Linked DNA regions of Homo sapiens: regions 2, 3, 4, 5, 6 and 7 are each linked to region 1. A link is a loop called in an ENCODE intact Hi-C map of the cell type or tissue named here. Cell type or tissue: endothelial cell of umbilical vein. All regions are shown on one strand. Links, peaks and the distances in the headings refer to the core of each region. The heading gives the core; the rest is flanking DNA. Region 1 has its middle 190 kb from the start of SNX7-DT. Region 2 overlaps MIR137HG (MIR137 host gene). Region 3 overlaps DPYD (dihydropyrimidine dehydrogenase). Region 4 has its middle 130 kb from the start of DPYD-AS1. Region 5 overlaps DPYD (dihydropyrimidine dehydrogenase). Region 6 overlaps DPYD (dihydropyrimidine dehydrogenase). Region 7 overlaps LINC01776 (long intergenic non-protein coding RNA 1776).

Evidence for each region. Hi-C counts contacts between places; a loop is a spot of excess contacts. Peaks named below come from ENCODE experiments on the same cell type or tissue, not always from the same donor. Only the 100,000 strongest peaks of a DNase experiment are listed, where the experiment ranks them.
Region 2: it touches region 1 in a loop (4-fold over the local background); 14 of 110 quality-filtered maps call a loop at or near these places.
Region 3: it touches region 1 in a loop (2.9-fold over the local background); 4 of 110 quality-filtered maps call a loop at or near these places.
Region 4: a loop joins it to region 1, with 13 times the contacts of the local background. A loop is called at or near these places in 20 of 110 quality-filtered maps.
Region 5: a loop joins it to region 1, with 2.9 times the contacts of the local background. A loop is called at or near these places in 7 of 110 quality-filtered maps.
Region 6: a loop joins it to region 1, with 4 times the contacts of the local background. A loop is called at or near these places in 3 of 110 quality-filtered maps.
Region 7: it touches region 1 in a loop (3-fold over the local background); 3 of 110 quality-filtered maps call a loop at or near these places.

The regions. Positions count from the first base shown.
Region 1 is chr1:98,466,211-98,470,910 of GRCh38, forward strand. No RefSeq gene overlaps it. Among named protein-coding and RNA genes, the nearest start is that of SNX7-DT, 190 kb to the right of the region's middle. In endothelial cell of umbilical vein, for the core only: a CTCF peak has its summit at 2,124 (motif pointing left); a DNase peak (open chromatin) is centred at 2,091; H3K27ac peaks cover 597 bases.
Region 2 is chr1:98,000,226-98,004,925 of GRCh38, forward strand. The region is part of intron 3 of MIR137HG (MIR137 host gene); the gene reads right to left. Among named protein-coding and RNA genes, the nearest start is that of MIR2682, 43 kb to the right of the region's middle. In endothelial cell of umbilical vein, for the core only: no CTCF peak of the experiment used is centred there; no DNase peak of the experiment used is centred there.
Region 3 is chr1:97,241,458-97,246,157 of GRCh38, forward strand. The region is part of intron 18 of DPYD (dihydropyrimidine dehydrogenase); the gene reads right to left. The region is part of intron 1 of DPYD-AS1 (DPYD antisense RNA 1); the gene reads left to right. Among named protein-coding and RNA genes, the nearest start is that of DPYD-AS1, 150 kb to the left of the region's middle. In endothelial cell of umbilical vein, for the core only: no CTCF peak of the experiment used is centred there; a DNase peak (open chromatin) is centred at 2,684.
Region 4 is chr1:96,964,134-96,968,833 of GRCh38, forward strand. No RefSeq gene overlaps it. Among named protein-coding and RNA genes, the nearest start is that of DPYD-AS1, 130 kb to the right of the region's middle. In endothelial cell of umbilical vein, for the core only: a CTCF peak has its summit at 2,605 (motif pointing right); a DNase peak (open chromatin) is centred at 2,628.
Region 5 is chr1:97,666,737-97,671,436 of GRCh38, forward strand. The region is part of intron 8 of DPYD (dihydropyrimidine dehydrogenase); the gene reads right to left. Among named protein-coding and RNA genes, the nearest start is that of DPYD-AS2, 130 kb to the right of the region's middle. In endothelial cell of umbilical vein, for the core only: a CTCF peak has its summit at 2,412 (motif pointing right); a DNase peak (open chromatin) is centred at 2,425.
Region 6 is chr1:97,190,646-97,195,345 of GRCh38, forward strand. It overlaps DPYD (dihydropyrimidine dehydrogenase), which reads right to left. Exons shown (of 23, transcript NM_000110.4): 20 at 2,424-2,603. All of the region lies in intron 1 of DPYD-AS1 (DPYD antisense RNA 1), which reads left to right. Among named protein-coding and RNA genes, the nearest start is that of DPYD-AS1, 97 kb to the left of the region's middle. In endothelial cell of umbilical vein, for the core only: no CTCF peak of the experiment used is centred there; a DNase peak (open chromatin) is centred at 2,446; H3K27ac peaks cover 1,416 bases.
Region 7 is chr1:98,261,464-98,266,163 of GRCh38, forward strand. The region is part of intron 2 of LINC01776 (long intergenic non-protein coding RNA 1776); the gene reads left to right. The region is part of intron 1 of LOC124900404 (a long non-coding RNA gene); the gene reads left to right. Among named protein-coding and RNA genes, the nearest start is that of LINC01776, 53 kb to the left of the region's middle. In endothelial cell of umbilical vein, for the core only: no CTCF peak of the experiment used is centred there; a DNase peak (open chromatin) is centred at 2,548; H3K27ac peaks cover 2,111 bases.

The sequences.
Region 1 (4,700 bases), core at 439-4,438:
AACTTCTTTCCAAGAGTTTTGTGAGAATTAAATGAGAGAATATATAGAAAGTGCTTAGCACCCAAAGTTTACTCAAATTATGGTAATTCTTTTACCATTTCTTTGACTCAATAAAATATTATTTCTTTTTCATTCTCAGTTTTTCCTGTAACACCATTTCCACATTCTCTTCTCCCCATCTTGATGGCACTTTCTGTTTTCTTTTACTCCTCTCTTTATGCCTTTGCTTTCTCTCTGGGCCTGAAGCAATGTCATCTCATGGGCCACTATTGAATAGATAGAATTTTTTTCTAACACCCACCTCCCTTGAAAGTTCTCTCTCTCTCTCTCTCAATCAATTTAGGAAGCTTCCATAGGTAGTATTTCCTGCATACCTACTATATATCAAAAACTTGATGTAAATATCACAGATATTATGATCTCACTTAATCTTCATAACAACCTATGCAAAATTAGGTACTGGGAAATTTAAGACTCAATTGGATTATATGGTATGCCCAGAACGAGAGAACTGGCATATAAAATTTCTTCTATCTGCAACATTTTAGCTTTCAGTTAAAGTTTCCTTTTGGTAAATAAGCACACGCACATGCACACACACACACACACACACACACAGAGAGAGATAAGGAGGAGGAGAAGGAAGAAGAAGAAGGAGGAGGAGGAGGAGGAGGAAAGAAGAAGAAGAAGGCAGAAGAAAGCAGAGACTGTGAGATATGAAAAAAGAGAAACTAAGTATATGCAAAGTTCATCTGATCTGAATTCCCACCTTCCGCCCATGAAGAGACTGTTCAGGTGTTTAAACGTGATGTCCATGTTTTTGAAAACAAATTTGAGGATGCGAATCCCTTTTCTACTCTTTTCTGTACCTTGCCATAAATACAATGGCATGATCTGAGAGTTCTGTTTGTGAGTTGTATTGACAAAACATTGTCTAGCAAAAACTCAGCAATAAAAGTGTGTGGCATATTCTGCTGGGGTGTAGATATTCCTGTGTGCAGTGGGCTTCTCACTGAAGTATAAGGCATCTCCACTTCTCTAGCATTAGCATGTCTGGCTTAAAAAATAAAAAATAAGGTGACATGTCTGTCACTTCCCTCTGAGATATGCCACATGCCATAAAACATTTCAATCACCCCTTGTGCTTAGAGTAATTCTCTTTTAGGCTTGGCTCCTCCTCAAGATTTTTCAGGTAAACAGCATGAGATTAGTGTATGTAATCTATAGAAGGGAGCATGGATGTTTTTACTTCACTGTTCTTTTTAAATTGAAATAACAGCAAACAAGCTTAATTTAACAGTGATTTTTGAGCATTAATAGAAGAATGAGAAAGGAAGAAATCCTACAAAGGAATACTATTATTGAGGAAAATCTCAATAATCTACATGATATTTCCAAGTGGTAGATTTTATCTCAAAATGTCTATGTCTAGAAATCTGTAGTATACAGTTCCAAGTAGTCAAAGTTTCCTTATATGGCTCCATGTGTACAGGCACATCATGATTGTGTCTGTTTTTCTGTGAGTTTTCCAGGCTAAAGTTTCCCAGCTTGGCAACAATGCGGCACAGGGTCTGTTAGCTTAAGGCAATTGATTCTTCCCCTGATTTTGGCACTGCACTAGAACGGCTCTCAATCCAAAATCAAGGAGAGAAGAAAGAGAGAACTGAAAAGACAAGAAGGGAGGGAGGACGCCAGGAAGGGGAGAGAGAAAGAAAAAAATATATATATTACTGACAAAATACTACTTGATAACCAACGTTGTCAGTACAATCATTGTCACTCGATTTAAGATGGCACAATTTAAAATTCATAATGAAATCTATTTTAACTGTGAAATATATAGATTTCGAAAAGATTTTTCTTTTGCAAAAGTATGAATGCTGTGAAATACATGCTTCTTTTTTTACATTGCATTTTAACCTCTTAGGATAACTTTACCATAAATGATGTGAAGTTGTAGCTATCAGCCATATCCAATTAAAAATGCTAAGCCAGTTTCATCTAGAAAGAGAGACGCTGACAATATCTAAATATATATATATATGATAAATTAGTTATTGTCAAAGCGATCACCACTCATTATTGTGCTTATACAACAGTGTCATCTAGTGGACACTGGTCAGGCAAGTTGTAACTAAGATTCCTGAAGAAGCTTATTTAAAATGAACTATCCTTAAATGAAAATATGCTTTATCTTTTTCAATTCTCTGAAACTAAAGCAATTTAAATAATTATTTCTAGTCCAGGCCATCATTTCAATTCATATTTTACCAGAATAGTAAAGGAACTGAGAACTTGTGTCTGCAGAAAAAAATAATTTTAAGATCACATTTCTTAAGAAGGCAAAGAAGAACAAAAGAAAATAACAAAATTACTATAAAAGGTAGATGTCAGTATATGTATGGCATTAGGAAGAGAAAGTTGGAGCTGGAAGATTATTGAGCAGAGTTCCAGTCTTTAAATCTAAATGACTAGTGGCTACATCAACAATGACAAAACAAAGGAAGTATATGGGAGTTCTGTGGTCTCACCTCCACAGCTTTGCCATTTTTCTAGTACCTTTTTTGTATATTTGTGTAGAAGAGATATCTCCTTTGAAACACATTTTTTAAAAAGGCATCTTTTCTTATAAAAACATTAAATGTCATTCATTTTGAGTATTAAATTTCTGTGTCATCAAAGCCAGTTAGCTTTAATTTTTCCCCAACAAATCAAATGCTGGAGATATATAATGGGCACTGCAATCTATTTAATAATGTTGCTGATTCCCTGCATTTTTTATTGAAAAAATAAGGAAATATTGCATTCACTGGAAAGATGAAAAATAAAGCTTTTTAGCATTTCATCAAAATAAATATGGACACTCATTTTTAAAACCCCGGTATAATATCGTGTGAATTTTCTCACATCAACTAAGCAGCGATTAACACCTACAGGCCCATGCCCTTGCTTTGCATTTTGAAACTACTCAAAGGTAAAGTGTTGTTTTAGGGTTCTTTTTGTTACAGAGAAAGTGGGAGGAAAAGGAATATTAAAGCTATTAATAGGTACAAAGTTTCTGTTTTTTAAGTATCGAGTTCTAGTTGTATGTTTCAGTTTTTCTAAACAGAATGTTTTATGCCAATTTGATATCTTTGATAGTATTATATTATTTGGTTTGAAAATATTCAAGTGATGCTTGATGCTGTAAAACAGATGCTACTAAATATTTCTCCCTTTGATTTGACAATATATTTTTTTTCCTCTTTGTTTAAGATGTTTAAAATATTGTTAGGATGGAATACCTAACATGATATAGTATAATAGATAATTTAGAAAAAAATGACACAATACTATAGTGGTATACTAAAGGATCTTCTTGCCTGTGTATTCCTCCATATTATTAAGAAAACATTTAGTTGTTAAAGTAATTCACCAATTTGAAGTAAAGATGTAGCAAATCTTAGCAATTATTTGAAATAACTACTATTTCCTCAGTAAACAGAAAATACTCAGCTTTTTCCAAATACTGTGCTTTTACCTTTATTTTTTTTAACAGTGTGATACAAGCAAATTAAGTAGAAATTCCATCTGCTTTCTGGATGTAATTTTTATTGACTGTTAATTCAAAATTAGGACGTTGGTATTTCAAGACAGAATATTTACACTGATTAGTACATAATTTGCTTGTAAAATTCGCTAATTCTTTGTAATATAAACCTACCATAAGTGGAAATAACATATTTTAAAGTATATGTATAGGGTGGGCTTATTTGAAATGCTGTTTTTTAATTGCAACACTTGGATCTTAATGTAGTAGAAGTGTGCAAGTTATTTGGGCCTTTTGGGGAGAAAGAAAATCTTGAATTTTGATGGCATCAGAGGAAGAAATATTCTTTTCAAATTTACCCAGTTTTTCATTTTGCATAATAAGTTACTTTATACTCACTCAAAATTAAATTGGCAAGTCACAGAATTGAACTGGCAGCTGATAGGCAGTGCTCAGGTTTGGTATTTTTGGCTGAATCTTTTCCCAATAGGAAGTCAATAACTATTGAGTTCTTATTAGAGACTGAAAAGCATCGTGAGTGGGATAGAAAATTGGATAATGTTCTGTGACCTTCCCAAATCTTACAATCCAGTTGAAGAGATAAAACTACATGAATGAGAAATTAAATGGCAATGCAAGATTTACATAACAGTTCACTTTGATAATAGACATGTCACAGAGAGGTTCATGCTCATTTATCATATGAATAGTCCAGGAATTGAGAGATTCCCCTACCTGTAGCAGAATATTTTGTAATAAATCCTGGAGAACAGATTCCTAATGAAGGTCTTTGTAGAGTAGATGTACAATTAAGAGGAAGTAAATGACACCTGTGACATCCTTGCCCATTTCTCCTTTTGTTTTCCATGGATATTTTAGTAATAACTAGAAGCCAACACTGTTGATGCCAACCTTTCACTGTAGGTAAATGGAATTTGTTTGATTTCTATGAAAATATTAAGTTTCTCAGAAAAATCATTTCCAATATCTGTCCCTTCAGTAAATATCACTCAACAGATAAGTAGCACAACCTAGTGATCTACACTCAGAAGAGGCAAACTAGATTCTTGATGTCTTAACAAGACACTAACTACTGGGGAGCCAGAAGTCTCATAAATTTTAAGGCACTCATCTAGTTCATTTTTGAATCATAGACTCTTTGGAAAGCCAG
Region 2 (4,700 bases), core at 341-4,340, 470 kb before region 1:
CTAATAAAAATCTTGCTCTAATCCCCGAGTTTAATCTTTTAACAACTATTTACTGAATGCCTACTATGTGTCAGGTACAGTTCTAGGTGTTGGGGATATAGCAATGGCAAAACACACATACTCTCTGCTTTTGTTCAATTGGTTTGTCTAGACTCACCACACTTGTCTCTAGGACTCTCCCGTGGTTAAGAGTTATTTTCATAGCCACTTGATTCTTACGCTAACTGAAAATGATCATCCTCAAAGTCCCATCGTTATCCTTGTTAAAAAATAAGTGTCAGCCTGGGCAACATAGGAAGACCTCATCTCTAGGAAAAATAAAAATTTTAGCTGGATACATGCTGGCACATGCCTGTAGCCCCAGCTACTCAGGGGGCTGAGGCAGGAAGATCACTTGAGCCCAGGAGTTCGAGGTTACAGTGAGCTATGATTGTGCCACTGCACTTCAGTCTGGGAAACAGAGCAAGACCCTGTCTCAAAAGAAAAGAAAAAAGTGTCTGAGATTTTCAGTCTGGCTGGAAACTCCAAAAGTATCCTATGTCCTCTGAGGGTGTAATAGGTGAGTTCAGATTATCAGACACTACTTCTTATCTTGTGAGATCTATATATGTCATTGGCCAAGGTTCATTCCAGATCTAGCCTTGAGTCTCTGACCTAAATGTCCCCATCATTTTAAGTACAATGACATGTTATTTCTTATTTTCATCTTTTGAACTGGGCATTTTTGTGCTCATCTTGAGAAACCCACACATATTTCAAGCTCTGAAGGTAAGATGGTCAAGTGGGGATAATTGTGGGCTTTGGAAACCAGATTAACTAAATTTTGGCTCCACTTACTAACTATTGAACCATGAATAAATTACTTAACCTACCCGAGACTCAATTTTATCAGCTGTAAAATTGGGATAATAGTCCCTATTTCACAGGTTGTGAAATTAAATGAGATATAAGACAGTGTTATATATTATAGTGCCTGGTATTTAATACTTACACATTAAAATTACTGTGTAATTTATCTGCATAAAACAGCACACTAAGAGAGAGAGTTCTGAGGTAACTAAGATAACTTACAAATATGCACTTATGGTAATAGAGAAGTTTTTTTTAAACTTTGTTAACTTTTCAGAACACCTAATATTTTTATGAAATGTGGTGAGTGAAAATGATGACCCCAAGAAAGGCAACGTTTTCCACTACTACTTTTTATACAAAAATCCTTCATCATAGTCAAGAATTAGATTTCTTGATATTTCATTTCTATATAAAACTATTCCCATTTTAAAGAACAGATTTTGTACATACATACAATAAAATTGCCACATTTTCATAAGAAAATTCATTCAAAGACAAAGTCTACTAAATTAAATCCAAGGACAGGACAAGACCATATTGAAATAAGTTACATTTAAAAATAGAACTTTGCACATGCAAAAACTGAAAACAAAATAATAAGCATGTGTGTTAGGTTTTTTTGTTTTTTATTCTGTTTTTTCTTTTCAGTAAAAAAGTTTTATAAGTGTGAATGCATTAGAAAACTGAAGAATTTTCAAGAGCCAAGAATGTCATGGTGATTTCTGTGAACTTATTTCTAAGGACTACAAGAAACACACTGGTTGCTAAATGTGAATTAGGAAACATGAACTCTTGCATACACAACAACCCCAAAGAAAAGCAAAAGAAAAGACTATCTTAATTTTGGGTCCAAATTCCACCCATACCTATAGTTGCAAAATAAAACAGAGAAAAATGGCCTTTATTAGCAGTGGCTTAAATGTCCATGGGGTGGTGCAATTGACTTTTAAAAATAGAAAGCCAGGCTATCAAAATAAATATCCTTTTTCTCTTATTTATTGGAGTGAGGGATATTTTCACTAATCACTGTGCTATAAATTTAAGAGACTTAGAGCATTTTACAGTTTCTTTTATTCGTCACCTTTCCCTGGGATCCTTGGAAGATGACTTTATCAAACACAAACATATTTTTTAAACTGGTAGATTAAAAAGAGAAGTTATTTCTTTTGCTTCCAGGGGTTTTATGAGCCCCACATTTATGTATTTATCACTGTAATTTGGATAATTCCCAACACTACCATCAACACCACCATCCACCATGTATATTGTACAGTAGGATTTCTTAAATATTTCCATATTATGGCACTCATTGAAAATAGTATTTGTGTACACGCTGGGGTAAAAGAGAAGGGTTTGTCCAGCAGACATTGGAAGCAAAAGGCTGGGCCCCACGCCTAAGCTCTGAGAGCTGCAGGAATCACTATTGTTGGCAAACCTGCAGCCTGTTTGGAAACACTGGGGTATATTAGCATGCCAATTGGAAAGCTCTGTGTTTGATTTCAAATAATGCATATTAGTAGTAAAGAGAGAATAATACCCTTCATCCCATCCCAAAAAGAAGGCTGACAATACCAAGTGTTAGAGACAATGTGGATAAATCATTCTACTACACATTGTTAGAGGTAAATTGACACAAGTGTTTTCAAAAATAATTCAATATTATCTTGTAAAGCTGAATTTTCATGCATTCTACAATCCAGAAATTCCTCCTCAAGATATGTGCATATGTGTGTGTATGTGTATACATGTGTATGTATAAGAAGACATGCACCAGAAGATATGTACAATAATATTTTTAGCAGTACTACTTGTAATAGCAAAATAATGCCAACTCTAATTCTCATTGACAGGAAAATGGACAAGTAAATTGTGATATATTTGCACACACACGCACACACACAACGCTATATATATATATTTTTGAAGTTTCCTTGAGCCTAAAGTTTAGCAGAAAGTATTTCCGTATTTTGTATTGCATCTTAGCTTTCTATTGAAATAGATTGTTTTCAATGTCTATGTTGATCTCAGGCAAGTATTTGAGCCTTAAGTCTCAAGTAAAGGCAATTAGCAAATGTGAACCTGTTTGTACTGAATTGGGTTTTTCCTTTTCTGAAATTGTCAATGAAAAATTTGGGGTTCCAAGTAGCAAATTAAATTCCTGAGCAATTTTACCTGCGTAAGGTAATTATTCATGGTTTGAGAGAAAGGAATAAGATTGTATACCTATGTAACTGATATATTTTGTCTTAAGCATGTTTTCTTTTAGAGTTTAAAATATAATGCTTAATGTTTCTCATCTAACTTGGGTATAATAATGACAATCACTAAAACAGAATGCAGCTTGTCAAGCAATTTAACTTTAGAAAGGAATGTCTTTAAAGAAATTAGAAAAGCAGGAAGGAGAGGAAGAGATTGATTTATTAGTCTCCCTTAGTGTGTTCAAAATTTAACAATTCTTCCTGTCTAGAAATTGTTATATGTAGCTTTAATCTCTTCTACTACAATGCAACTTCATTTTCTCTTTTTATGTCTTGGAGGGCAGAGGGCCCCAAGAGTGTAAGAGAAGTTAAAGAATAACCAGCTCTACAACCACAATTGGGTAGTGTTGACACGACTATAAAATGAAAGCTATTCCACTTGTTCTATCACCCTTAAACTTTGGAAATAGTGTCCAATAGTGGAAAATTAAAAAAAGAAAAAAATAAAGCTTGCCTTGTTTTCCACAGGAAAAGGATCATGAGTCTGTCTCTCCATGATAGATTAGATCAATTGCATTTCTTTCAAAATCTTTTAAAAACAAAAGTGAAGTCTAAAAGTTTTATGTCATCATTGTGATATCAGTAACGTGTGACACTTAAGCAATTGATTCCTATGTTCATTTTGCTTTATTAATAATCCTTTGTATATTTTCTGACACATTATCCTGTTCATACTTTCATAATCACTTCAATTTTGAAGATAGTCTCATCGCAACATGTACTCATGAGGGCCAGTTTCATCTGTTGGAGATTGAGATCATGTATCAGGAATACCCTTTGAGTTTTCGTGACCTTAAAAGCAATGTGAAATTGGATCACAATTACAGAAAAATACCCAGTCTGTAACTATTTGTCTCAGACTTCTTAATGGTAGCTCTTGTACTTGAAATGAGTTAGAGAAGACTGTTCAACATTAAATCTTTTCTGTGGAACTTATTGAAGTACATTTGAAGTTTATTATTCTCTTAAAAGTCCTAGGAAGTTTTAGAGAAAATGCTGGTTCCAAGTATGTACTGTCTCTCACATGACATTTCTAATGATCCTCAATAATTGTACAGGGAATATTTTAAATATATCAATGTATTCACTATTTATGAGGCTTTTATTGCAAACAATGAATTGATTTAAACATAGTAAAATGTCTAGAAATTATTAAAAACAGGAAATATACACTATTATTATTCCAAGTTTTGGGGAAAATAAATAAGGCACATTGGTGTTATGTCACTTATTAACCGGCAATTATTATTCTTCTCAGATTTTTATGTTTTAGTTGTTGTTGTTGTTGTTTAATTTTAGAGACAGGGTCTGGCTCTGTCACCTAGGCTGGAGTACAAAGATACGATCATAGCTCACTGCAGCCTTGAACTCCTAGCCTCAAGCAATCCTCCCACCTCAGCCTCCCAGACAGTTGGAAATACAGGTGTAAACCACCAGGCCCCACAGATCTGTCCAAATTAATCATTAAATAAATCCTGAGTAGTAGAAGATTTGGGAGAAAAGCCTTTCTGCTTTTGTGTGATCCCTGAAAGTCTGTCTAGAGAATAAATTTCCAGATGCCACACATGCACAAAAAAATTTACCTATAAA
Region 3 (4,700 bases), core at 429-4,428, 1.2 Mb before region 1:
ATCCAGTGTCACGTAGTTTAAAAAGGATGTAATACATTAAAAATAAAGTCTCTGCGACATGAAAGTTCCCATTTTCAGTTATTATTGAGAAGTGACAATGCAGCAATTACCAAAAGAACCATCTCTGGATTATTTTTGCCTAAGAAAACTAGTATCAGTACAGACTGATGCTATGAGAACACAGAGGAAGTCCAACCAATTAGGTGTAAGTCTCAAACCATTTGCTTTATACAATTGTAGCTTTGAGCAAGCTCCTCAACTTCCTAAAACATTGGTTTTCCCTAATTAAAAAACAAGGACATTAATACTAATAATATTCCAGGGAGTTTGGATGTATTAGATGATACAACTCATGGGAAAGACTTGGCACAGTGCCTAGCTTATAATGTGTATAAGCTAATATTAGTGTCAAAGCCAGAGAAAATTGATCAGAAAAATAAACATTCAGCTATAACACATATAAGGATAAACACTTAATTTTTAAGGGTTGTTAATATTCATTCCTAGATATAACATTTGGGGTTCCTTTTGTAACCCATATATTATTTCATTGGCTTCAAAATTATGAATATTCATAGCTTGAGTCTATGGTAGTAAATGTGTGTATCTGTGTGAATAAATCTTTATTAGATTTTTAAGTGTAATTTGCAACGTGTGTGTGCGTGTGTATATATATATATATATATATATATATATATATATATATATATATATCTTCTAAGTCTTTTTTGAAGAATCTGTTCCATTAGTGCTTAGACACAAAGTTACATATACAACAATGTTCCTGGAAGTATTACTTTCTATAGAAAAACCGTAGAAAACAATCTAAAGGATCATGAGTAGTTACTCTATTAAATAAATTATAGTTCACCAAGATATGATATTCCAGAAAACCTTTAAAATTGACACGCAAATAGCTCTAATTTATAATGTTAAGAGTTAATCACAAGTAGCAGAGCAATATATATGGTATGCTCCCATTGTTGGCAAAAAAGTATGTGATTACATTTAGTATGTGTGCATGTAAATGCATATAATGTTGAATTTCATACTGTTCACAGGTATCATCTCTGGGAAAGGGGGTGAGTCCTGCAGTAAAGGGATTGAAGACCTTTCAAGTTTATATATATATACTTTTTATTGTTGGATTCTTTTTGATAAAATGGTGTTATAATTTACTTCTGTAGTAAAAATATCTATTTTTATAATGTTCCTAAAATTCACCTTACGAGAATAAGCATCATCAGTATATATGATGTGACATTTTTATATATGAGTGATACATACAGTGATTCTATCCTCTGTACATTACAAAGAACATGTTTGGTTCTGTGTCCAATATTTTAGATAAAAGATCTACAAACACAACAGAGTGAATAGGATGATCTCTCTTGATCTGTCTTTCTCACACACATATCATATATATCTATATAGTGATTAAAAGAAATCCTATAAATGGTCATCAAATATTTGAAGGATAATCATGAAAAAAAGGGCTTATCCTATGTAGCAAATTGGAACGAACAATTCAGCATACACGATTGGTTTTATTATTCTTATTTTTATAATTAATTTATTGTAAATTCAGCAATGAAAGCAGCTACAATGGAACTTCCCTATTCCTTGAATCTTGATGGCTACTTGACAGCAAGATGCAACAGAAAGACTTCTCTGTACTACAGGAAATATTGGATTAGTTTTTCTCTTCCAATTCAAAATCTGGGGATACTATAACTTATTCTTGGTAGTTTAAGAGCAATTTTATATGCTCTATAGTTTTCCAACAGATACCAGTGATTAACTTAGAAAAGAAGCAAGTATGAGTTAACTTTTAAGATTAAATATGTTAAATATAAATGCTCCTCTTTTGAGTGCTTTCTAATTGACAGATAGTTTCCTATTTATTTTTGCATACATTGTGCTGGTCACATTACTATGAAATAGATATTTCTGTCTCTATTTTTATAGATGTGTAAACTGAGATTCAGCAGGGATAAATGCCACATCCTCAAGATCACTCTGTTAGAAAGTATGGGTCCAGTATTTGAATCCAGGCCTACCTGACTCCCAACACCATGCTCTTAACCACAATGCTATGCTGCTTCCTGATTTTAAGTGTCTGGATATAAATTAAGCTTTAGAAAGAAGAGTTAATAATAATAATTGTTATAATTAATAAAGATATATTATCCAGGTATGATAAAACCATAAAAATCAACATTATAGAAAAATAGACATTATATTAATTGTTGGATAAAAATTAAATTAGAAGTAGAATAGCTAGTAATTGTATAACTAGAGTAACCATATAGCCCAGTTTGCCCAAGAGAGTCCCAGTTTATTATACCTGTATTTATTTGTAATTACATAATGTAACAATAGCTATCTTCCTTTGGTCTAAAAGTATCCCAGTTCAGATGATAAATTATAAAATCATACTAGCTATAACTAAAGATAATTATGTCCAAGAATAATAGGACAAAGACAATTACAGAAGCAAAGTGAAATTTGTTTTAGAACCAAAACCAAATTTATGAGGAGCTTAGAAACTCACTATACTGTCCAAGACTCAAAAGATGGCATGAAGAGCTAAATGTCTTTAAATTTGTCACTAGAGAGAAAAATATATGGCATTTACTAGGCATAATTAGTCTATATGTATGTTCTTTCTATTTTCAACCTGTAGGTGGCCACCACAAGCTACACTTATTAAACAACTCATTAGTAGCATTTTCAATACTGTCATCTTCAGATAATTAGCAATTTATTTAAATAACCAATTTCTGTAGAAATAATTGCCATGAAATGCCCTGAACCTACTTTTTATAAACTATAATAAAAGTGTTAAGATAATCCCTGACATTTGCAAATGCCATTAGTTCACCTTTCCTTTTGATAGTGCTATGGCATTATGTTTAAACAATTACCCGACAACACAGCAGTTTAATGAAACAGTACAGTGAGCACATTCTTCAATATGGCCAGAGAGGACATTCAGATTTAGAAAGAAATCCAGTGCGCAGAGAGGTTTACCCAGAGGAAAAACACAGCTAAAAGAAAAAGAATTACTGAATTAAGGACATTATTGCTATTTCCAAGTTGGTTTAGTTTCCATGGTAGATGCCGTATCATATGTACTCTCTTTGGAAACAAGAAAGGAGAGTTTTACAAGTTGATTTATGTGATAGGCTGGTGTGAACTATAATCATATATATCTACGAATATGTATAATACCTTCATTGTATTATTTGCTCTAAAACCTTGATGCAGGAACAAGTAGTAAATTTTTCTTACTATCAACCTTAAATGTACTTTTACTTTAAAAATGGTGTGCACTTTCAAAGTAGAGTTATTGAGGAAACGCACAAATGGTTTTACATCGCAGCTAGTATTTATCATTTAAAATAGACCAGAGTTCTAACTCAGTTTCTTCCTTGCTATTCAGTTCCTTATACTACTAAGATCCATTGATGTGGGATTATACAGTGTGTCTTGGTTGCGAGTGGTAAAACTATTTGAAGCCTTTATAATTTTTAAGCTGGTGTCCACTTCATATGAAAAAATAAAATTAGAATTCAAAGCCAGTGGCAATATTATTTTTATGGTTAGACTGAAATAACTTGAGAACCTATTAAGTACCAGTTGCTCTGCTAAATTATTCACTCGTTATTTATATCCTCACGACATCATTACAAGTCACATATACATTATCTCCATTTTACAGACATGGAAATTCAGGCTCAAGGAATTAAATAGTATGTGCATGTAAGAAAGGCAGGGCCGTGTGGTTAGATAATGCATTACAACAATAAGACAATTAGTCTGCAATATCACCATAAAATTCACTGCCGGGTTTGAATGTGAGGACTTTTCTTTATTTCCAGATTAACACATGCCTCAATCTCTCCAAATAAGAGCTTCTGGCAATGCTTTTTGCCTACAATTTTAAAGGTTTACCTATAAGTATAAATAGAAGAACTATTTAAAAAAGACATATTTCCCCAGCCAAGAAATTATTCTCACCTATGACAGACTTAGTGGACTTGAAGTAATATTTCTCATGTGATTTTGCTTAAGGATGTCCAGAGCAAATGTTACACAGCATAAAAATCTCACCATTCTATGTGTTTTCAAAAATGATTATTTGAGTAGGAGAAGGAGGAAGATTATAATGACAATGATAATGCCGATGACCGGAGTTTCATTTTACTCTTGGGAGAATCCAGGATAACAAGTGGGCATTATTCTGAGAACATACAGAAAAATAAAAAAGAGGTTCCACATCCATTAGGATCCTATTACTTCTTCCTTTGGAAAATCACAATTTCTTTTCTCTCTGAAATCCTGTGCTCTGTTTACTCTGTGGGTGGTTCTATGGCCAGGGTGTCCATGGCAGCACTTGCTGTACTGTAAAACCATTCCTTTCACTCTCAGCAACACATTCTCTTTCACTTTACAAAGAATTACATGTGTTAATCTCTATGCTCTGTGATAAGGCTGTGTCCCTCAGAGTCTACTGAAACACAGGCTGTACAGCAGTTGATGGCGTTTTGTTCTCTTCTTTGGCCTGTACAACTCTCAAAGATGTGGTGTGGACAAGGACATCTCTACCTGGGCCCTTATCTGAACCCTCTGAATCAATGCTCACTCTAAAACTGACCAGGCACTTTGAAAAAGAGAGATCCTACTGTTTAGTTGCT
Region 4 (4,700 bases), core at 254-4,253, 1.5 Mb before region 1:
ATAATATTTGACATCTTGTTTACATAGCAGCTACAGTGTGTATTTTTCACTCTTCTTTATATCTTTACTGCATATTGGAGCTCCACATCATTTTGGCCTAGTTCAAAATCTTTTAATATGCAAACCTGAATCAACATCAAAGGAAAAATCAGCTTCAAAATGATTTTCCACACTAATAGTCTTTTGCATCTACACCAAATATTATCACATTGATTACTATACATTTTTAAGATTCCATGGTTTCATAACGCTTTTTCTGACCATTAATATGATGTATGGACTTTCACAATATGTTTCTTGGGCATAATTTTTAAATAAGTTTTCATTTTCTTTTTTAAAATATAAACTTAATTAAATGTACATTTTTTCATCATAATCTAGGCTTTTCTAAGATCAGGGTGTTAATGATACTTCAATTATTTTAAACCATTGTTTGCAATACAATTAAGCAGACATCGTGAATCTTTAACATTAAGATTTCCTCTATATGAAGAAATTATATAACCATTGCAAAAGTGCTATCAATTCTGCAGGATTTTAATCAGAAACAATCTTTTAAGAGCCATACTTCACCATAGGATGCAAACATCTTGTCTCCTAAGAAAAGCATTGTAGAGAGGGTTTGCTAATTGATTTTTCCTTAAGAACAATCTGTTTCTTTTCCAGTTTATTATAGGAAACACTGGCATTTGTCATTTTTCCAATATTTGGAGCTTGCTGCCTTAATAAATGCACATATCAGATGATGCTCTCTCCCTGTCTGATGGGCGGATGGTGTTGGGCAGAGGAAGGTCACAATGATGCTAAATTTGCTGCTGAGCAAAGGATCAAAGTGTAAATGGAATCCAGAAAGCTGGGAAATGTAAGTGTGCCAGTGTAAATAATCTATTAATTATTGACAGCTAAGAGACTGAAAATTCCTATTTAGTCATGACATCTTTATTTTCATACTGATGGAATCATTTCTGGCATTTTTAAAATTAAAGGTTTTTTTTTTACTGTAGATATAAAATATTTCAATTTATAGTACATCTCTGCTGGTGTTTTCTTCTTCTTTTGACATTTTTGTCTGATTTCCACATATTAAAACAATATCAGATATGACAAAAGGCAAGAAGAGCTCCAAGTATGAAAAATAGAACAATGGTGTTAGGGTTGCCTATACATTAAAAAAAAAATCTGTTCCAACACAGAGGGAAAACAAACCTCCAGGTACAAAGTAAGTGATGTTTGAGAAGCTTCAGGCATGTTAGCTATTTATAGAAAGCAAGTGACATTGAAGGTGCTGACACTTATGAGACCATTTAGCAGATGTTACAGGAGTATAAGCCGTTTTTCAAACATTTTCAAATATATCGAAGAAAAGTACAAAGCAAACATGAAATACATTAGGGTCCTTGCTGTAAGTTTTTGAAATTATTATTATAAAGTGGACAATGATATAAAACCTTAATATGTTCAGTTTTTATGTCTATAACCTTATCAAAGTTAATTTTAATATTATTTTCAGAATTAGCTATTTGTTTAACTGAAGTAACTGACACTCCGCTCATCACAGTTTAACTGGATAGAGTATAAATTTAGCCTAAAAAAAAAGGTTGGTACCATGCCAGACATTTGGGAACTTCTGAGGCACAGTGGGTTGGTGCCCCCGACACGTGGGGGAGCAGCTTTTATTAACAGCACACTTCCATTGGCGAGGTAACGTGCAGACCTTTGATAACTATAAAGGCCCTCTCTTCTGGGTTTCTTAACAAACTAAAAGGTTGAATCAGGTTCCCTGAAGTTTGTGAACCCCTTTTTGTACATTTGAGTCAAGTTTGAAGCCCAAATGGGCCAATTTATGTTTTCAGGTTAGTTTTGCTTTGAGTTGAGGAAATATGTTTCAACCTTCCATTCAACAACCAAACTCAAGGGGTGTGAACAACGGTGAACTGTTCACACAAGCCTCTGCACACCTCCACTGCTGTGTTTCCTACTGCTGGACTGCTGGTCCGAACTGGCCTCAAAGGACTTGACACCAGAAGGAGGTCTTTCATGTTTCTCTAGCTTTGATTTCACACTCTCGGCTACTGATCATTTATGATAAACTGGAGCCTTTTGAGGTGAGCAAGGCAATGTCATGGTTACTGCCTAGATTTGAAATGACACTATATTGATGCATTTTACAACTGGAACATATATTAAAAATATATATATAGATAGAATATGTATAAGATATATTCTTTTAAAAAGAAATGTTTTAGATAATATGTCCGAGATAGAGAGTGAAAGAAAAAGAATAGGAAGAGTTCCTATGGAATACATTTCAGTGTAAGGAGTTTTATATAGTTTGTTTAAAAGAAGGCAGGAAGGGTAAGTAAAAAGAAAATGCTATCAGAGTTTATGCAAATTGAAAACCATTATTCCTAATAGAATCACATAGTAAGAATGAGTCTCTGTATCTTGTCTTTAGTTTGGATTTTTTTGTCCTTGGGGAGATGCTGTGTGTTGTGTGTCTTACAACAAAAGCATCTGAATTGGAAAAATATGTATCCATCCTTACTGCTGGTAACAAGGGAGACAGCCCAGCCACAGCCCTCCTGGTGAAATGCTCATTCTGTCCAGCAGAGGGCACTAGCAACTAGTGCACACCAGTCAACACATCATGGTCTTTCCCGTATGATAAATAACCATATTTTCTTTTTTAAAAATTTAACTTAATTTAATTTAAAGTTCCAGGATTCATGTACAGGACGTGCAGGTTTGTTACACAGGTAAACGTGTGCCATGGTGGCGAATAACCATGTTTTCATTACATCATAAGCCACAGTAGTAAGAAACACCTTTTTTTTTTTTTTTTTGATACAGAGTCTTGCTTTCTGGAGTGCAATGGCGCGATCTCGGCTCACTGCAACCTCCGCCTCCCGGGTTCAAGCGATTCTCCTGCCTCAGACTCCCGAGTAGCTGGGATTACAGGCGCCCGCCACTACGCCTGGCTAATAGTTGTACTTTTAGTAGAGACGGGGTTTCACCATGTTGGTCAGGCTGGTCTCGAACTCCTGACCTCAGGTGATCCGCCCGCCTCAGCCTCCCAAATTGCTGGGATTATAGGTGTGAGCCACCGTGCCCGGCTGAGAAACACTGCTTCTTATTTTTGTTGTTATCACAACATAATCTCTTTACTCCAGTGAACATTTCAGATTCCTCTAGCTTCAATGAAAATATCAATATCCAATTCAAAGCACTCTCTCAATGTCCAGGACGGGTCTTTTAAAACAAATCCACACAGCCCTTTCCATACTTCTGAATAAAATGAACTTTCCTGACTTTCCTCACATGCACACTTCTGCTCATTTCAGCAGGATTCCAAAGCAGAGAGACAGCATCCGGAATGCCTGAGATCTTCGGGTGAACGGAAGAGGTGCTTCAGAATGTTTAAGACCCTTGGCTCTGCTACTGCCGTACGAACTTCTTACGGAGGAGACCTGATCAAAGTCAAACAAACCTTGATTTTACAGGAACACTGCAACGTTTTTAAGTAGCCATATCTTTACATATTTAAATATTATTTAAGTAACCATCATAAACATATTCAAATAATTAGATTTATTTGAAAGTCTGCTGTATGTTGATCAGTATAATTCCTTGGAGAGTGACAAATATTTCAAATATATTGCCACAATATCATTGTAAAAGTTTAACTAAAGGAATTTGGCCCTTTTTATTACCCTGAACAAGAATGTGCAAAACAAAGATGCAATGGACTGTATATATCTTAACTGTTGCTGAGTAAACTTACCAATAAAAGCCAATAGCAATATCTCCAGATCATTGACAAGAAAGAGTTCCTTGCAATATCTTTATATATTAGCCTTATTGAATGATGGTTACATAAATATAAATTGTAAGAATGTTTTTATTGAAAGGAAAACTTACAGGGCATTTAAATTATATTTATATAATTTATATACATTTATATTTATAAATTTAAATTTATACAATTTATATACAAATTTTTAACTTTGGATGTTTGTGATTTTTCTGTCTCTTTTTCTTGGGGGGGAGTGGGGACCTAAACCCTATGGAGATGTATAATGATTTAAAAAAATAAAAACATGAATGTAAACTGTGTATCACTGAAATGACGTATTTTACTACAGAACTATACCTTCTATGGCTTCCACTAAAAATATAGGATACATTGGTCTATCGGTCAGAGTTTTGAATTTTTTTTTTCAATCATTGGTTTATAAATAGCATCCATCTTGCTTTCCATCACAATCATGCCTGAGTGAGTGTAGAAAAAGTTGCATTCAGGAATATGGTAAAATGTTACAGGAAGATTTATGCCATTTTGAATGGATTGTTTCAGGTTGCCTGAATTTTTAATACCCCTTTCTTGTCACAGAGAAGAGAACTTTGTTATTTTTGGCTTTCATTAGAGTTCTCACTTCAGAGTTGGTTAGTATGGGTTTCTGCTTTCCAAGCTGACATCTCTTTTCTATTTAGCATCTGTTACATAAACAGGGTGAATAGCTACACGGTTCCAAAATTGTGAGTGAAGCAGCTAACCCCCTTCTTCCTCACTAGCCAACATAACTGACAGCACTTAGCTCTCTCCATCCCTGCTGTCTTAGCTCTGAAGGGACTCCGTAGCACTGCCTGCCTGACTCCGCGCCACTGACGGCAGGCAGTGTTGTTGGGAAGAGAGCAAAGGC
Region 5 (4,700 bases), core at 503-4,502, 800 kb before region 1:
AAAATTCAGCTATTTTAAAGTTCTAGTACAAAATAATCAGGGATAGCTATCTCTTCTGCTACCTATGTTGTTGTTCTTAAATTCCACAAACAGATGCATGCATGCAAAACAAGTCAGGTTCTATTAGACAAAAGTTCACTTGATTTATATTTCAACTAGATTTCCACTTAAAATGTTTTTTCTTAAAACAAGAAGAAAATATAAGCAACTAATGTTCTTAAGTAATTTTTTGGTGCATCATCTGCTGAGCAAATCCGCCCTGCTACTCATTTTTTTAAATAAAGTTTTATTGGCACATAGCCATATTCATTTGTTTACATATACTCTAAGACTGCTTTCATACTACAAATGTAAAGAGCTGAATATCTACAAAAGAGACCATACAGCCCACAACATACAAAATATTTGATATCTGTTCATTTATAGACAAATTTTGTAGACAACTCACTTTATTAGTTAGAAATTTAAATATAAGATATTTTGCTATCTCTTAATAGTCCTCTCTATAATTTGCCAATTCAAAACTGGTCTTCATGCTGAATTTGGCCCTCTATCTTCATCCCTTTGGCATATAATCTAATTGAGGCCCTCAAAATATCAAAAAATGTGAATGCCATTTAATTTTTATAGGAGAGGTTCTTATTTTCTAATTCATCTTGTTGATTAATCATATGTTTATATACTTAAAAATTTTTTTTATCTATATATTATCACTGCAAGTTTCTGTTGGTAACAAGCAGGCTGCAAATGAAAAGCAAATGAAAAATCATTATATACTACTTACATCCATTAGGATAGCTACTATCAAAAAACACACAAAAACAAACTAGCAAATGTTGGCGATGATGTGAAGAAACTGGAACTTTTTTTCACTGTTGATGAAATATAAAATGGTGTAGCTACTTTGGAAACAGTATGTTGGCTCCTCAAAAAGTTAAACAGAGTTGCCAAATTATCTAGCAATTCCACATATGGATGTGTGGCCAAAAGAGATGAAATCAAGGACTCAAAGAAATATCTGTATAACCTATGTTTGTGGGAGCATTATTCCCAATATCCAAAAGTCAGAAACCATCCAATGTCCATTGATTGATTAATGTTAAACAAAATGTGATATATACATAAAAAATTATTCAGTCTTAAAAAAGAATAAAATTGTGACACATGCTACAACATGAATGAAGGTTGAGACATTATGCTAAGTGAAATAAGCCATTCACACACAAAATATATAATGTATGATTCCACCCATACTAGGTACATAGAATAGTCAAATTCATAGATTTGTTGCTTAATAGGTATAGTTTCAGTTTTGCAAGATGAAAAGAGTTCTGTGGATGAATAGTGCTGATGGTTGCACAACGATGTGAATGTACTTAATCCCACTATTCACTTAAAGATGATGAAGGTGGTATATTTTATGCTATGTGTACTTACCACAATTTTTAAAAAAGAATTAATTTAAAATATTTTTTAAGAAAGCATAAATAAATTTTAAAAAATGATTAAATTCTGCCAACTTAATGTATTAGCCAAGAGTAGGGCTTTGGTTTCAGAGGGACCTCAGTTAAATCCAGGTTCTAGTACTTGAGAAGGTTACTTAATATCTGTTAGACACCATTTACATAAATGTAAAATAGAGATATGAATAATACCAATCCAAAATTACTTTGTGAGAATTAAACATGACTTTGCACAGAACTCAATAAATGTAGCTATTCTATTTATTATATTTATATGCACAAAGTTCTTATTTTTAAAATGCATTAATTACTTTTCTAAATATATAATAACCTCTTTAATTTTTCTGTAACATATAATTGCTAGCACACTGCTAGGTATATTGCAGAAGCTTAAAAATATGATCAACCAACTTTAAAATGTGATCAACCAACAGTGGCATTAAAAGAGTAAGAGAAGTGGAAAAATACCTGACTGTGATACAATCTCCAAAGACAAAAGAAGGGCTATTTTTTCCTGTAAAATGGAAACTTAACCAGGGAGAAATTAAATAGCAATCAGTTTTAAACTACAGTATTCTAGGAATGATAAATTTATTAGTAAAATATAAATGATAAGGCTCAATAGACAAAACTACCAAGTATTTTTTTTAAAAAAAGGAAAGAATAGAAACACAAAATAAGACTTTAAAGATCCAAAGCAGCAATTTTCCAATTAAATATTACTTTATTCTCATAATGGATGTATTAATATAATCTTTGACTGATTAACCCAAATACCAATATCTTAATCTCCAAATTTAACTTATGAATTAAGAGTTGGATGCACAACGTATCTCAGTAACAAAAGCAAAATGAACATCTGTTAACTTTCTGCCATGTAAGTTTGTGTATGGTGGGGGTGGGTGTGAACAGAGCCTCTGATGTGTAATGTTCTTTCCATCTGCACACCAGGTGGCACTGCATGGTTAATCAGAAGATGACAACACACATCAAGATTCCTTACATATTTTGAGATAGGAAAGTAAATAAGTCAAAACGTTGTTTTAAAAATAAAACTTTCTTAGATGTCCACAGTATTAATGCTTAATAATGCATTTTAAGAGTTTATGTTTCTGACTTCATATTGTAATCATTCTTGCAGTATTGTTTTTCCCATAAATTCCTGACATAACTTATAACAGTACTAAGTAATATGAGTTTAAGAAATAGAAAAGTAATATAACCAAACTAGATTGTATTTGGGAAGGTGGGAACAATATGACTGTTTTGGACACCTCTTAAGCCATTCAAAGGCAAGATCTGAAGAAAAACTGATTTGATATAAATTTCAATTGCATTGCTTCTAAAATAGATTTACTTAAAATATTTAATGCAGTCCCTTAAAAGCTTTGGTCTTGCTTTAGAGTATACAGGTGTTAAGCACTTAAAGTCAAAAAAGCTGTTTAAATGACAGAGAAAGAGATTATTAGATCACTTTAATCCTGCTAACGAAAGATGGCATAGCTTAACTGGAATAAACAGGAAATAAGGAACGGATAAAACATAAATTATCCCCCAAAATTTCACATTTCTGTACTTTGGTAAGATTGTTCTAGAAAGAAATATATATCATATATGGAAATATGCCTAGTTTCCTCCAACTTGCATCAATCCCTGCCATTTCCATGCCATTTTCCTTTTCTCTTACTAACCCCTCTTTTCTTCTGTGTATGTCTTCTTCAGTTCACCAAACTTTACATAGCAGCGATTCGTAAGATAAGAGCTGTGTGGTTTGTAGTGTGAAAATAGCTATCCAACAGTACATCTCCTAGCTCTATTTGAAAACCACTGTGTACTGTGCACATGAATACAATGTAGTCTTGAATTCTCCACATTTAGCTTCATTGAATTACAGTGGGCGGAGGGGAAGGGTTGTGTACTGTGATGTTCCAAAAGTCTTCTTGACAATATCCACTATCTCAGTAACTTCTAATTTTGTTAAGTATCCTAAAATTTATCCTTCAACATCAATATTCTACCTTTAGAGGACAATGCAGACCTATAGTATGATTACCAAACGTAAAACAAAACAAAACATCATGATGATCCTAAGGACAAATGTCATATGCTGAAGCCCTAATCTCAAACATGATGGTACTTGGAGATGGGGCCTTTGGGATGTAATTAGTTTTAGTTAAACTCATGAAGGTGGGGCCCCCATCATGGGATTAGTGCCCTTATAGAAAGAAGAAACGTCAGAGGTCTTTCTCTTTCCATGCGGATAAACCAAGGAAAGGCCATAGGAACACACAGGGAGAAGGCAGACATCTTCAAGCCAGGAAGAGGGCCTTCACCAGAACCCAGCCATGCTGGCATTCTGATCTCAGACTTCTAGCCTCCAGAATTGTGAGAAAATAAATGTTTGTTATTGAAGCCACCCAGTCTATGCTATTTTGGCATAGCAGCCCAGCAAGACTAAGATAATACCCATAGTATATGTTCACTAATAACCCCTTCCAGGTTCAAATGATAATTATCTCCCACAAAAAATGTAACTGGCAGCCATAAATAGCAGTTGAAAGACAACATTTTTCTTAGTTCAGTAATTTTCCAATTCTCTTATCAACTTCACTTTAAGAGTTAATTAAACCATTGGAAACTACTAAAAGAAAATTAATGCTTAAACAATGAAAATACCAAAAAGAACTGTTTTACTTCTCTAATTTAGGTAACTACCATAAGTAAAATATGTCTTTATTCCATGAAACATATATAGAAAAATATAATAAAAATTCCTCCATGTCTCCATCCAAAGAAATACAAAGAAGATAAACACAAAGAAGGTAAATGCAAAGAAGATAAAATATTTTAAAATATAATTTGTGTTTTATAAAAGGTTTTTTAAAATAAAAAGAATATAAGCTGTATAATGTTAAAATAACCTTAGTGATTAATAAATTATCTCCTTTTTTACAATAATACGGAAGACATCATGAGTTAATAGGGTTAATTAGAGTTAATAATTAATCAATACTTCAACAGATATTTATTGATCATCTACAACATGTAAAGACTTCTACGAGTAGAAAAAGCCATGATTTTAAAAAACATTTCCTTATATCATCATCTTCATCACAAAACGCTCATTAAATACCCTAGCGAGTACTACCATTAAAAATTAACCAAAAATACTTAAAGAAAATATCTGATATTCAGCACAGTAATGTAATACTTGACATAATTATAAGGCATCAAAGT
Region 6 (4,700 bases), core at 463-4,462, 1.3 Mb before region 1:
GAAGAAATGCTGGTTAGGCAGTTTGATCAGTTAATAAGTAAGGTAAGCATAAGGAAAGTATATTAATATGCTAATTACTTGAAAGATAACATGACATACTTGGCCAAATCCTTGTTTCCATAGCCCAAGTCTCATTTTCTCTCCATTGTCAAACACTGCACTGTAATGGGTTTCTTCTAAATATCTATTCTGGTTTATTCTAGCCTGACCTATGAGTGAATATCAGAGTAGCCATTGTACTTTCCAAACAAAATTTTCCTGTGTAAAGAAGCCAGATACTTCTAGAGTGTCTTTCTACAAAGGGTCTACATTTTCTCTCATCTTCCTATAGTATGCGGACACTGTGAGGACCAGCATACTATTCTTTGGCTAATGATAGGACAATGTGAGTTATATGCAAAGACACACACACACATACACACACATACACACGTACATACAAACACACACACACACAAAAGCAGCAGCAACATTAAGAAAGAATGATTAGTTTGCTGAGAATGATGCACATGTACCCTAGAACTTAAAGTATAATAAAAAATATAAACATAATAAAAAGAAAAATAAAAAAATTATAGGACCAAAAAAAAGAACGATTAGGAAATCACCTGTACCCTAGATCCAGAGTACTTTGATTCACTACTGGGGATATAAATCTAAAGGGATAATCACCTATTGTTTTAGTCATGTCAGCCTGCACAGGAGAATCCAGAAGCACAAATCTATTACCAGACCATCTGCTTATTCCTCAAGTTAGTGTTGAGAAATGAATCACTAATATAATCACATAGAAAAATCTTCCTTTTTTTAAACGAATGATAATGCTGAAAATTACACTTACGATTTTGATGAAAGCTGAGCTTAACAAAATAAAGTCTGAATCTTGATTCAAACTATTACCAAATCAGTTTCCATTTATGTCATTGACACAAGTTGTCTTCATCATTACCCATCTTTTATTTGAATATGTAAGTTTTGAAACGAGTGTGAAAATCCTTTAAAGACAAAACATGACAGTGCAATGCAGCTACTTCCATTTCCGCTCACATGGCAACCACCCAAATTTGAGACAATGATTTTATAGATGGTCATAAACTATCATGTCAGAGACAATTTCCTTGAGATATTTACATCGAATGATTGTAAAGTCATTTGTGAATTTTTTTTAGTTATAAGCAACCTTAGGATATTGATAGTCATTGATAAAGGCAAGAACACTCACTGTCTAAATACTGCAGAGTCAGTTTATGATAATATGATTAGTTACACTAATAATGCTGCTTAGGCATTATCTTGCTAATTACAATATTATAAATATTAATGTCACAGTCTTTCTGTTTGATTGCCACTCATGGAGTCATTCATCATGACATTTTCCTGGAACCCACATTGTAAGATTTTATTTCTTTCCTCCTTTTCTTTTTTCATTACTGGACTTGCAACCATACACATTACTCTTGAAGAAGGGTTTTTTTTGGCTATCTATTAGGAGAGGGACAGTGATATTTTCTACTAAAACTAGCCAAATATAAGTCAATTATATGATGTTTCTCTTATTCTTTCTGAGTCCCTAACCCAGTCATCCAAGGCAGAGTACCCAGGGCTTTTGTTTTCCATTCTTTTTCATGTGACCTGCTTCAAGTTAAGATTCATTTGAATTATTAAATGCTTCCTTAAAGAATCTTTTTATACTGCCTCTCTTTTTTTTAAAGTTAATTATTGATGTAGTGACAAGCTGAAAAGACTAAGAATTATAATTTTTTCCTCCCCTCATTGAGGGCTCAAGAAATGTCTTCTGACAATGGTTATCTATTTAGAATAATACAAAGGAAATACAAAGGCAAAATGCTGAATGTTGTTTTAGCAGTGTTGCTAAAATCACTGTATTATAGAAAACGTAAATGTAGTGTATATTTCTTGGAAAATAGCAGTTAGTGAGAAAGCTGGGACCATAACCGTTTGAGACCGGGTTTAACCACACAGCAGAAGCAGTTACAAAAGATACTGATTAGATTTTAATTTTAAAAACTTCCTTATATTATTCAAGACTACAGTGATTTGATTGTCTTGAAAATAGAAAGGTAATGTTATAATTTCCAGAAAGCATAAAGAAATCTCCAGACTCCCACTGGGAAGAATGCCAGTCATCACCACAGTAAGCAAGAATTTGGAGGCACTTTACACTGCAAACATCGGTCTTTTCCTTTTATATAATCTTGTGTTGTATTGGTTTATAAAAAGGTAACTCACAGACCCATCATATGGCTGTAATCAAGTCTCCTTCAGAAAGAGTCCACTGAAGAAATCACATCCAGGAGGCACTGTGTTTCCTTTGTTAGTGAGAATGTGAGATGGTAAATAAGATCTGAAATAGAAACCAAGGCTGAGTTCTCAAGAATAACACAGGAGATTTAAGCACATACCTTGTCCATGAGTTCAGCTATACGTGGAACTGGTTTCCCTTTCTGGTGACTCACAGTAGCTGGACTCTGTCCATCCCAGTCTTGTAGTTCTTCAATGCTTTTCAGATAAAGCAGGGCTTTGAGGCCAGTGCAGTAGTCTTCGATCACAGTGAAATCCTGATTCTGAATGGCACTGCATACCTAGAAAAGACAGAGCAGTCAACCAAGTGTCAAACCAAGAGATAATTCTCCAAACAAATTCACTTTTCTTTGAGTCAACAAATATTTATTTTATGTGCCAGGCACTGTTTGAGGCATGATGGATCAGTAGCCGTCTGGAGATGGGGGTGGTGGGGAGGAATGGACTGCAAAGAACACAAGGAAATTTCCAGGGACAATGAACATTTTTCATAAACTTGCAATGGTAATGGTGTCACAGGTATATACATGTTCCAAAACTTATTAAGTTGTATAGTTTAAATAGCTACAGTTTATTATATGTCAGGCTTAAGGAGTCGAATTTGGCACAACATAATAAAGGACATTTAAATTCTCATTGTCACTCTATTGGGATGTGCTGCCTGCAGGCAGTTCTCACGTCTGAAAGTGGTCAAACTGAGGTTGGAGTGCTGTTTATTACGTTAACTCAACCATCACTTACCCCTGCCTCTGTCTCCCTCCTCATCTGCTATTGTTCTCCTTGTTGTCAACTATGATCCAGTTACCCAGGTCTTTCCTTTCTTCCTCAAAAAAAATGCCATAGTCTTTCTTTGCCTTAGGATCTTTTCACAAGACCTTCTCACTGGCTAGAAGGCCTTTCTTTTCCACACATGGCTAACTACCAACCATTCCTCAGGCTCATGGTAAATGTCCCTTCTTCAAGGAGGCTTCCAGGAGCCCAGAATAGGTTATGGCCTTCTTTTAATCAGACATTTTTAACTTCTAATTATTGCATTATTATTTAGTTGACAACTCACTTCCCAATTAGACCAAAGTTTCAGAAGGGAAGAACTGCATTTATTTTGGTCACTATATTATCTGCAGTGACTAGGACACTGTTTGTCTGTTAGTCTGCTCTCCACAAATATAAGATGAATGAATAATGATGATATGGTTTGGCTGTGTCCCCACACAAATCTCATCTTGAATTGTAGTTCCCATAATCCCCACGTGCAGTAGGAGGGACCTGGTGGGGGTAACTGAATCATGGGGATGGTTATCTCCATGCTGTTCTCGTGATGATGAGTGAGCTCTCACACAATCTGATGGTTTTATAAGGGGCTTTTCCCCTTTTCCTTTGCACTTCTCCTTCCTACCACCATGTGATGAAGGATATGCCTGCTTCCCCTTCTGCCATGATTGTAAGTTTCCCGAGGCCTCCCCCAGAAATGTTGAACTGTGAGTCAATCAAACCTCTTTCCTTTATAAATTACCCAGTCTCAGGTATATCTTTTTATTTATTTATTTATTTATTTATTTTTGGAGTCTCACCCTGTCACCAGGCTGGAGTGCAGCAGCGCGATCTCGGCTCACTGTGACCTCCACCTCCCGGGTTCAAGCAATTCTCCTGCCTCTGCCTCTCGAGTAGCTGGGACTACAGGGACACACCACCATGTCCAGCTAATTTTTGTATTTTTAGTAGGAACGGGGTTTCACCATGCTGGCTAGGATGGCCTCAATCTCTTGACTTTGTGATCCACCCGCCTCAGCCTCCCAAAGTGCTGGGATTACAGGCGTGACCCACTGTGCCCGGCCTCAGGTATATCTTTATTAGCAGCATGAGAATGGACTATTACAAAAGATTAAAAAGAAAAGAGAACTAAAATAAAAAATTCTGGAGTTAAGGAAGTTTGAATCAGAGAAATTAAAGTTCTTCCACTAAAAAAACCCTGGGGATTCTGTGAGTGTGGCTGGGATTTGAGTTAAAGCTTGAAGAATGTGGATTTAGATACTGCTTCTAGGTTGCTTATTTCCAAAGATATCCCTCCAATTTTGATATCACATGTAGACTCCAGAGAGTCATTTACAACTTCCTGTAGAACCTCTTCACCAACATGGCCCAACATTACATCAAATTCAAAATTTACAACATGAATTCAACATACTTCCCAATTTATATTTCAACTTCAAACAATGAAACAACCATTAAAACAAAACTGAGCAAAGAAAAACTCATTTCTATCCTGTTTTCCCAGATGTTGAATACCTAGTATATCAGGGTGTCTGGCAATGGCAGCCAACAAAGAAAAATCATGTCATGCATGAATGAAAAAGAAAATGAAGGAAATGCCTGAAAAC
Region 7 (4,700 bases), core at 489-4,488, 200 kb before region 1:
TTATGCATTATTCATCACTTACCTCACTACAATTGTGAACCTTGATTTTTCTTTTTCTTTTGAGTTCTGAGCTCTTTGAGACCTATCTGTGTATTTTCAGCACCCAGCAAAACTCCAGGTATAGGCACACAATAAATATTGTTGAATAAATAAACTGGTATAAGTGAACATACCTATAAATATTTCTTCCATTAGTTAACTCATTGTCATTAATTGCACACATATTTGAGTGCCTACTACGTGCCCAAAGGATATTGTGCTACGTAGTGATAGCAACACAAATGGCAGGTTTTGTTAACTAAGTGATATGTCAATTTCGAATGAATAAATATTTCTACCTTTTGATCTTTTCCTTTCAGTATTATGCCCACCATGTCCTCTAACATGCATACTTAAGTTTAAATTTTTTAAATGGGCAAAGTGCACCTAATTTCATTGCACATATTTAAGCAGAGCTTTAGTATTGATTAAAAGTTGTAATGCAGTGCTTCCCTTGCTGACCTCCCAGTCCATTAATACTGTCTGTATTTCATCAGCAGACCTTTGTAAGCATCCACCATGGGTTAGACTCTCACTGTGCTTGGTGCTTAGGAAAGGGCAGAGAAAGGCATATACTATTACTACTGGCCTTATGAGAGTAACAGTCTAGTGGGAGAGGCAAGTGTTTTCCAAATAACTATTCAATGATTACTGTGACTAATATTACAAAGGAGAATAAAATGCTATAAGAACATAAAATATGAGAGTGAATTTAGAAGGACGATGGAGTCTTTGTGCTGTTTCCTATACCTAGAACACTCTTCCCACTATCATTTCTCTAGTCTAATTTTCAGATCTCACTCTAACAGCTACTTTTTAGAGACCTCCTTAGCCTCCTCTCCCACCTCATCTCAGGCTCATCTAAATTAGATCTTTATTTTTTTCTCTCATAGCATTCCATTGTGTCCCTTCAAACCCATTATCATACATGTGTTACATGTGAATTTGTGTAATTATTCATTGTTTGTATTTTCTGTTGTTTTAAGCTCCAAGGAAGTGAGAGCTGCATTTCTTTTGTTCACATACTCAAGGTTTAGCACAGTGCGTGAATTTATCACGGGTTCAATAAATACAGATGGCATACGTAAATGGAGGAATAAATGAATGAGTGAATGTATACATGAATGAACTGATATTTAAGCTAGATTCTGAGCAACAGTCAGTTGGAAGTAGCCACATAGAGAATAGAATGCCTTCCAGACAGATGGAACAGCATGTGTGAAAGTGCCTGAAATGCCAGAGAGATATAGGCTCATTTTTGAAGCAATTCCTGAATATCAGAAGGCAAAGAGTAAAGAGAAAAGGGACACAATATGAAGCTGGAGGCATTGGAACACCCCATAGCTTCCAGAGCCTTTTACACCCTGTTAGGACGTTCAAATTATATTTAATATTATATATAATACTTGTGTGTGTGCATGTATATGGTCAATTGGTACTGAATTACTACACTGCATTCCAGCCCCCCAGATAAGGAAAACTTGATATTTTTGTACCCGCAAACCGTCAAGATGTATACTTAATTCTGCTATATGGAACACTGTTTTTAAAACAGATCACTACTCGAGATTATAGAATAGGCGAACTGACTTAGCACAGAAAAAACATGGTGCACAGCACATTCAAATTAAGTCAGACCCTCCATGTGCCTGAAGAACCTGTTGGTAAACAGCTGTATAATGAGAGGCTGACTGCTCCCTGCCCTTCTTCAAGTTTGCTTGAGTACTGTGGCTTAGTGTTTGTGTGTGTATGTGTGTTTTCCACTATGATTATCCAAAATCAGGAATGCATTTAACAAATAGTAATGATATACTGGAAATAAAATTTTCCACCTAAGACTTCACCTCACTAGTTAGCCTCGTTTTCAGAAGGCTTGAACATACATACACTCATACACATTGTCCATACAATTACTTTGAAATACAAATGAGATTTGAGATTACATTATATTGTGTCTAGACCCTGATGTTCAAAGTCAGAAAATTATACTTTAGAGTATAAGTGACTCAGTGCATTTAGAGTTTGGCCTTAGGTGGGAATATGCTACATTTACACTATCGGCTGCAACTGTGAATGGAGAAATGAAGAAAGGTGATATAAACACAAGGTTTGGCATATCAGGTTTTCCTATTCTTAAAGTCAGCTTATGAGTTCACATAAGTCATTTTGTTAAGGCGTGGACTTTGTGTTTTCTCCATTTTGAATCTGTAAGAGAACAGGGAGCTTTTTATTTAGTGAACTCTTGCAAAGACACAAACCCCTGGACATCTAAAGCATCTCTCATTCATTAGATGCAGTCAGACAGAGGTTTGTGTGCTCTCAGTGACCTTGCTACCACACTCTAGCTTCCTGGAGCAATGCTGGAGTGTGTTCCTTTCTGGCTTGGAGTCTTTCGCATGACAGGCTCTGAACACATTCATCGAATATGTTAAAGAACTCAGATCCTTTCTGGGCATGACCTTATTTGTTGTAAATACTCTCAAGGGAGGGTATTAGTTGTTCCCAGTCCCTGGAATACTCCTAATTTGTGGTATAATGCTAGCTGATGCCAGCTAACATTTATTACAGGCTTATTTTGTTCCATTAGTTTTCATATATTAAATCATTTATTTCTTACAACAAACCTAGAAGGTAAACACAGACGAGGTTCACAGAGTTTATCCAAAGTCACATAACTATGAATCATAAAGCTGGAATTTGGACACGAACAGTCTGACTTCCTCCATCTTTTTTTTTTTTTTTTTTTTTTTTTTAAGACGGAGTTTCGCTCTTATTGCCCAGGCTGGAGTGCAATGGTGCGATCTCGGCTCACCACAACCTCCGCCTCCCAGGTTCAAGCGATTCTCCTGCCTCAGCCTCCCAAGTAGCTGGGATTACAGGCCACCATCACGGCCAGCTAATTTTGTATTTTTAGTAGAGACGGGGTTTCTCCATGTTGAGGCTGGTCTTGAACTCCTGACCTTAGGTGATCCGCCTGCCTCGGCCTCCCAAAGTGCTGGGATTACAGGCGTGAGCCACTGCGCCTGGCCGACTTCCTCCATCTTAATGTCTAGGCTGTGTTGCTACTGAAGTGGAGTGATGTGGCTTTTTAGATGACACATTGATGAACAGTTTTTATTTTAATTACATTAGAAATAGGCAATTTGCACATCAAAGTCATGATTTCATGGTTATTGCTCAGGATAGAGCTAAGGTAAAAAGGTGATTCCATTTAAATGTATATATAAAATATTAAATAAAAAACTAGTAAAACAGATATGACAAAAATATGTGGCAAAATAATGACGAAAATTGTGTAACATATCCCTAATATACTAAAGTACGGAGAAAATCTGTTTGATTTACAGCAGGGTGGACCACATGGCAAAGTCAATGCTTTTCTACAGTTAAGGGTGCTGTTATTTAGACATACCGTGGTTATTACGCTTCATGCTCTGTTACTCCTCAACAAAATGGCAATTACAGAGGCAGGTGTATGCTTTACTGAATGCCAGAAAGGTGGAAAGATTTTTCAGATTTTTTAAATTAGACATAGCTTTCTAATTTTCCAGGAGAATATTACTTATTATTAAGTTTTAATGTTTCCAGTAATTTACTGCGATTTGATGAACAACTTGCAAATTACAATATAGATTGTCATGACTAAATACTCTGTGGGGGCAGGGTTTGTAGCTACAAATCTGTACTCCACGCCGGTAGGGTGCTTGTTAGATTGAATTGGATACATGACTTCCTTTCTAAAATCTGGCAGGACAGAGAATTATTTGTTTCTAACCCATACACCTCCCCACCACATAAGAAATTAGAAAGCCTCAAATCCCCATTTCTCCTTATCTGCTGTTTTCTTCCAAGCTTCAAGAAACCAGAAACTTATCAAGCACCCCTAAATCATGGCAATCCTTTCCCTAGGCATAGAGTTGAAGGCAACTAGTAATAACGTATATTTTTTTCTATCCTGCTATACTTGTTACATAGGGAATAAATTAAAGGATAGAAGAGCTACAAAAATTTAGATCATTGTACTTATTAAAAGGCAGGGATGATCTTTTAGGGCTAAAAGAATAAAGTTTTAATTTGATTCTGCAATATTTCCTATCTGAAAAAGGCCCGCAGCTGTACTACCTGCTCTTGTTTAGCCAACTCTTCTTCCCATCCTAGTTCTAAAGTTTTTTCCCAAATTTCCTCCTTCATGAAGTTTACACATGGAATTAGACAGATGACTTGGATCAAGCTATAAGAAAGATCTTCAGAGAGGTTCCTGTAAGTTCCTTCCAAAGATCCTAAATGATGCTTACAGAGTCAGAAATTTCTTTATTAGGGATTTATTTCTCCACATTAAGTAATCGTGTCTCCAGAAATTCCCTGTCAAAATAATAATGCAAGTAATACAAACAACACTATAATTGGCTGCTAAGATCTTGATATTTTTCTTGGATAGTTAGCAACTAGTGTTAAATCAATAAGGAAACTGTGTAAATTCTTTTAAAAAAGTCTTTTTTCCTTTACAAAGCAAGACAAATTTATTCTAGATAACTTGGAAAATACTACTAAACAAAGGAAAATCAATCAAAATTCTATCATTCCTGGTAATTTTACATTATATTTGATGTATATCCTTCTAAACTTAAATATACATTTATGTGTTTATTTTTTCATATTTT